2 separate regions of the Homo sapiens genome follow, and region 2 is linked to region 1. The links are chromatin contacts, found by Hi-C or POLR2A ChIA-PET in ENCODE. All regions are on one chromosome and are shown on one strand. Each heading gives the region's core, a stretch centred on a gene start or an enhancer-like site at or near the end of the contact. The rest is flanking DNA. Distances are from core to core; before and after follow the strand shown. Region 1 has its middle 58 kb from the start of ST8SIA6. Region 2 overlaps STAM (signal transducing adaptor molecule).

Evidence for each region. Hi-C counts contacts between places; a loop is a spot of excess contacts on that map. ChIA-PET counts read pairs that join two places held with the same protein, here RNA polymerase II (POLR2A). Pooled maps may share reads with other maps.
Region 2: a loop to region 1 is called in a pooled map, with 10 times the contacts of the local background. The contact joins two enhancer-like sites. A Hi-C loop is called at or near these places in 5 of 37 single-sample maps with no recorded cell type and 7 of 50 pooled maps. POLR2A ChIA-PET finds 5 or more read pairs at or near these places in 1 of 52 experiments (activated CD4-positive, alpha-beta T cell).

The regions. Positions count from the first base shown.
Region 1 is chr10:17,511,111-17,514,113 of GRCh38, forward strand. No RefSeq gene overlaps it. Among named protein-coding and RNA genes, the nearest start is that of ST8SIA6, 58 kb to the left of the region's middle. Within about 2 kb of position 1,466, at least 11 of the 41 ENCODE cell types and tissues checked have a DNase peak (open chromatin) inside an H3K27ac peak, as active enhancers do.
Region 2 is chr10:17,667,563-17,670,565 of GRCh38, forward strand. All of the region lies in intron 2 of STAM (signal transducing adaptor molecule), which reads left to right. Among named protein-coding and RNA genes, the nearest start is that of STAM, 25 kb to the left of the region's middle. Within about 2 kb of position 1,454, at least 3 of the 41 ENCODE cell types and tissues checked have a DNase peak (open chromatin) inside an H3K27ac peak, as active enhancers do.

The DNA of each region.
Region 1 (3,003 bases), core at 216-2,715:
TGCAGTGAGCCTAAGGGATTATTTGGTCCAGTTCCCATCTTCGGTAGCGAAGGCATTTTTTATCCAGTAAGGTTAAGTGACTTATCCAGATTGCGTGGCCACTAAATGGTGGAGAGAAGACAAGAACCTCAGTCTCTTGCTTCTCCACGTACTTTACCTTTCTGTGCTTGACAACATCCTTTTAACTTCTGTACAGAGAGGGGACCCAGCCTGCTGGAGGAAAGGCCCAAGAGAAGTCGCTGATCCCAGCTAAGGGAAGTAGACATGTAAGCCCCAAAGAGAATGCTTGCAATTTACAGACTAGCCAGAAATTTACAGCTTTTATCAAACGCATTCAAATACGTTTGAAAAACAAGAACGTCCACAGTCCGGATGGGTGATCATGAGTTATATCAGCCCATCTGCGTGATCATCACACTTCTGATATGACTCATTGTCACTTCAGAAAGTATTTGTTATGGTTTGAATTTCTGCATCTGTTTCTGGAAGTTGTAGGGGGAAAAGTTGAATTAACTTTGAATTATCAATACTACTGCAGAAAACTAAAAAATGATTTGCATTTATTTTATCTTATTTTTATTTTTGAGACAGGGTCTCACTCTCTCACCCAGGCAGGAATGTAGTGGTGCCATCACAACTCATGCAGCCTCAACCTCCTGGGCTCAAGCAATCCTCCCACTTCAGCCTCCTGAGTAACTGGGGCAACAGGCACGCACCATCACGTCAGGCTAATTTTTTTTTTTTTAAGAGATGTGGTCTCACTATGTTGCCCAGGCTTGTCTCGAAGTCCTGGGCTCAAGCAATCCTCCCATTTTGGCCTCCCAAAGTGCTGGGATTACAGGTGTGAGCCACTGTACCCAGCCAAGGTTTGTGATATTTTAAAACAAGGGCTAATACAAATTACTTGTAAAACAAGTCTCAAGTATATTTTTAAATTCTAGATTGGTTTTCTCCTTTATTCCCCAATCCTAGTGCCACTTCCAAGGCTACATATACTCACAGAATTAAAATAATTATAATATCCATCTAAAGAATATTTTTAATAGCATGACTATCTTGCCACATTCAGACACAAACAAGCTTATTACACATCTTTAATTTTATTACTTAAGTGCTCACTTGCCCAGAATTGCCCCCAAGAATTCTGGAAGTTTTTCCAAGAGGAGAGAAAACTGTGAATCTGATCAGTCCTGACTTTCATTTTCATTGTTTAATGCTGCTGCCAGATAGTTTCTTGAAGACCCTGTGTCATTGTCTACTCTGGTTTCCAATGATCCTACTGCTCAGACCGTGAAGTTTCTTAAAAGGAGAAAGATCCCTCTCTCTGTGGTACTTCACAGCAGGGCCCTTATGACTATAGTTCTTTTATTTGCATTCACCTACTCAGTGCCCTAAGCCCATGCAGACTAGCAGAAGCAGGAGCAATTTCCAGCCTCATCCAAAGGTTGCCCTGAAACCAACAAGCAAGGTCCTATGTTGATCCTGGCCACAAGCCCAGACAATCCCTTCCTGATATGAGTTCTGTCTTGGAAATTCCTGGTATCCATGCAAGCCAGCCTCAGACATTAGTCAGCACCACCTCAGTTCTCAAAGCAGTTCTTCAATAACAGAAACAGTAATGACATTAATACTTAAAAGCCTGTTCTAAGTACTTTGTTCATTTAATTCTCATAGGAATCCTTTCAACTTTTGCCACATTTTTCTGATGAAGGAATGGAGCTATCAAGAGATTAGGTAGCATAGCTTGTAACTGGCGGGAGGATTTGAACCTAGGAAGGCGGACTCCAGAGCCGGTACTTGTAACCACAGCTCCCTTAAATTCCAAAGGGAAGAGATTGAGGTCTCTGTTTCCTTGGAGGTTCCCGGAGCCCTGTGTAAGAATGTCCCTCCTGTCTACTTCCCCAAACCCAATACTTTAAAGATTATAGAGCAGAGACTTTGTCAAACAACAAATAGTATTGCATGATCCACTCCACAGAGCAGTTAGGCACCTCCGTGTCTGGGTAGACAGAGGCCACACAAGTGATCCTTCCAAGAATGAAAAATAAAAGTCACTGTCAAAGGTGATTTTTGGTCTCCATCTGAGTGAGAAGTGTCTAGAAACTTTTAAAACAATGGTTTAGGTTTTTTTGTTTGTTTGTTTTTTGTGGGGTTTTTTTTTTTTTTTGAGATAGAGTCTTGCTCTGTTGCTCAGCAGGTTAGAGTGCAGTGGCACAATCTTGGCTCACTGATGTAACCTTTGCCTCCTGGGTTCAAGCCTTTCTCCTGCCTCAGCCTCCCAAGTAGCTGGGATTACAGGCATGACCCACCACACTTGGCTAATTTTTGCATTTTTAGCAGAGACGGGGTTTACATCATGTTGGCCAGGCTGGTCTCAATCTTCTGACCTCAAGTGATCCTCCCACCTCGGCCTCCCAAAGTGCTGGGATTACAGGCATGAGCCACTGCACCCGACCCAAAACAATGGTTTTTAATATGGCAATCATAAAACTTGCATCAGGGGGAAATGACATCTTTATTTTCACTATCTGTTCACTGAAATCTAGCATTTTCTTCACTTATAAATATTGGTAACAAACTGTAACAGTATTAGCAATACCTGTGGTTTTATGACCACTTGAAATCACATATATTTTCATATCACAGCAATTTGCAGATATGTCAGAAGATCACTTCTACCTACTCACTACTTTGAAATTCTGCTAGTCACAAGACTAACATAACTAAATCTTATGTTCAGATGCCAATAAAGAAGCACCTATATTGCTACATTGCAAATACATTTTTAATAGTTTGGTAACTACATTTCTTTTTTTTTTTTTTTTTTGAGTTGGAGTCTCGCTTTGTTGCCCAGGCTGGAGTGCAGTGGAATGATCTCGGCTCACTGCAAGCTCCGCATCCCAGGTTCAAACTATTCTCCTGCCTTAGCCTCCGCAGTAGCTGAGATTACAGGCACCCGCCACTATGCCTGGCTAATTTTTTGTATTTTTAGTAGGGATGGGG
Region 2 (3,003 bases), core at 204-2,703, 160 kb after region 1:
TCATGCTTTGGCTATACAGTGGTGAATAAAGCAGGCATAGCCTTTGCCGTCAATGGTGCTAATATTCTAATGGTGGAAGATGTGAAATAAACAGATACTAACAGATGATGGTCAATAGCTAAGAAGCTAGTAACCAGAGTGCTATAATGGAAAATAAAAAGGTAGACTGGTATGAGGGGGTTACGTTTATGCTATAATTTTAATGTTGAAAAGAGACAGAGTTCAAAGCACTGCATCCCAGAAAGAAGCAATAGTCTGTAGGTGAATGCTGAATGCTACAAGGTAGAGAAAACTTGATGCCTTCTAAGAACTTGAAAGTTACAGAGTAGCTGGAGCAGAAGTCAGTTGCCCTGAATGAGCGCAGAGCTGGGTTTCAGAGTGAGTTAGAAAAATAGAAGATGATGGTTGGAAGGTAGGATCCTTTAAATTAAAACTATAGAGGGTTTTCAGTTATTGGTAATGACAAGGTCTGATGACTCCAAGGTCCATCGGAGTTAATAAGATGTGATAGAAGTTGAAAAGCCAAAGTGTTGAAAGCATCACTTACACTGTTATTAAAAGCTCCAAGAATTAGGACAGGAGTGATGTTGGAGAGAGAGGCAGTGATCCAGTAGCTAAAATAATTGACAGGTGAAGGGGCATTTGAGATTTTTAAATAAACTGCAACATGAGGGGACTGACGTGATTGGAGCTGGGCAGTTTTAGGAAAGAGGGAGAGTGGTTTGGAAGAGGCAAGGGAAATGAATGCACATTGCTTAGCATAATGCATATTGAACAGATAGTACAGAGGTCAACTCCGACACAATTTCCCCAATTATTCACATATTTCATTAGTGTATATATTTGTTACAAGATATGAACCAATATTGATACATTACTATTAACTAAAGTCCATAGTTTGCATTAAGGTACACTTTGTTTTGTACAGGTCAATGGGTTTTGACAGTGTATATAATGACATGTGTCTACCATTGTGTAATGCCACGTATCTGTCATTACAGTACCATGCTGAATAGTTTTATCACCTTAAAATGACCTGTGCTCCATCTGTTCATTCCTTTCCTTCCTCTCTTTGCACTTTAAACAGCCACTGATCTTTTTACTGTTTACAAGTTTATCTTTTCCAAATGTTGTGTAATTGGGATCGTAGACTATATAGCCTTTTCAGACTGGCATCTTTCACTTACCAGTATGCATTTAAGGTTCCTACGTGCCTTTTCGTGGCTCAGTAGTTCATTTCTTCTTATTGCTGAATACTCTTCCATTATATGGATGTTCTACAGTTTGTTTATTAACCTACTGAAGGACATCTTGTTGGCTCCCAGTTTTGGTGATTTTTAATAAAGCTGCTATAAACATGAATTTGCAGCCTTTTGTGTTGACATCGTTTTAAGTTCAGTTGGGTAAATATGTGAGAACATGATTGCTAGATCATATGGTAAGACTGTTTATCTTTGTTAGAAGCCACCAGACTGTCCCCACAGTCTCAGTATGGTTTTGTTTTTTACATTCAAGTCTTTGATCTATTTGGAATTTATCCTGTTAGGCAGTATGAAGTATGGTTCTAACTTTATTCTTTTCTATTTGGCTACCAAATATCCCAACACCATTTACTGAATCGTCCATCTTTTTTTCTTCTGATTTGAAATATTTCTTTTATATATTATATTTGCATATGTATTTAAGTCTGTTTTTCTCTTTTGACCCGTTGGTATGTGTCTAAACACATTCTGCTACCACATGGTTTTAATTATTAATATGTTTTGACATTTGGTAGGATATGGTCTTGAGGTTTTTTTTTTTTTTTCCGGAAATGTTGTTTTAGATATTCTTTCCCCTTCCTACTCTCATTAAATAAACTTTCAAATTGAGTTGGCTGGGTTAAAAACAAAACTTTCTGTTTAAATTGGCCTAGTTTTAAATTAACAAATTTATGTCTTTATGATATTAAATCTTCCTATCCGAGAACATAGCATCTCTTTTTGTTTATAACCTTTAGTAGTGTTTTTAAGTTTTCCTCTTAAAAGTCTTGTACATTTTTTGTAATGTTTCGTCTGAGGTATTTTGTCCTTTTTGCTGCTGTTTCAGTGGGGTTTTTCTTTCACTGATTGGGAATTTCCCTTCTTTTTCTTTCTTTCTTTTTTTTTTTTTCTGAGATGGAGTCTCGCTCTGTCACCCAGGCTGTAGTGCAGTGGCGCAATCTCAGCTCACCGCAAATGCCGCCTCCCAGGTTCACACCGTTCTCCTGCCTCAGCCTCCCCAGTAGCTGGGACTACAGGCACCCGCCCCTATGCCCTATGCCCGGCCAATTCTTTTCTTTTCTTTTTTTTTTTTTTTTTTTGTATTTTTAGTAGACACGTGGTTTCACCATGTTAGCCAGGATGGTCTCGATCTCCTGACTTCGTGATCCGCCCATCTCGGCCTCCCAAAGTGCTGGGATCACAGGCGTGAGCCACTGCGCCCAGCTGGGAATTTCCCTTCTTAAAGGGTAGACGGGATTATAGCATCTGTGTATCTGGAAGAGAATGATGCACTTTGAGGGGGAAATTGAGATGATGATTCAGGAGAGAATTGGGATAACAACAGAAGTCAAGTTGTTGACTAGGCAATAGGGAATGGGATCCGATGCGAGCTGATTTTTCTATCTTTACTTGCCTAGACAATGATTTTACTTTTTTATTTTACTAAGTCTTAAAAACATCGTATATTTTATAGAATGAGACTTATAGAATTCTGATGACTGTTGTGCTTGTTTTGCAGATGAGAAAACTAAAGCCCTGAGATTTTTAATGTGACTTGTCTAAAACGAGTGAGCAGAGGCAAAATTAGAAGTCAGATTTCTTTACTTCCCATTTTATGTTTTTTTCTACCTTCACTGTGCTGTGTGCTTAGGTGCTTGTATGAGCAGTTATATTTGAAGGTTAAAATTATGAATCAAGACATACCAATCTTACATTAAAGTTTTTGGTGATTCCTCTCTCCCCATACGTTATGTTACATTGT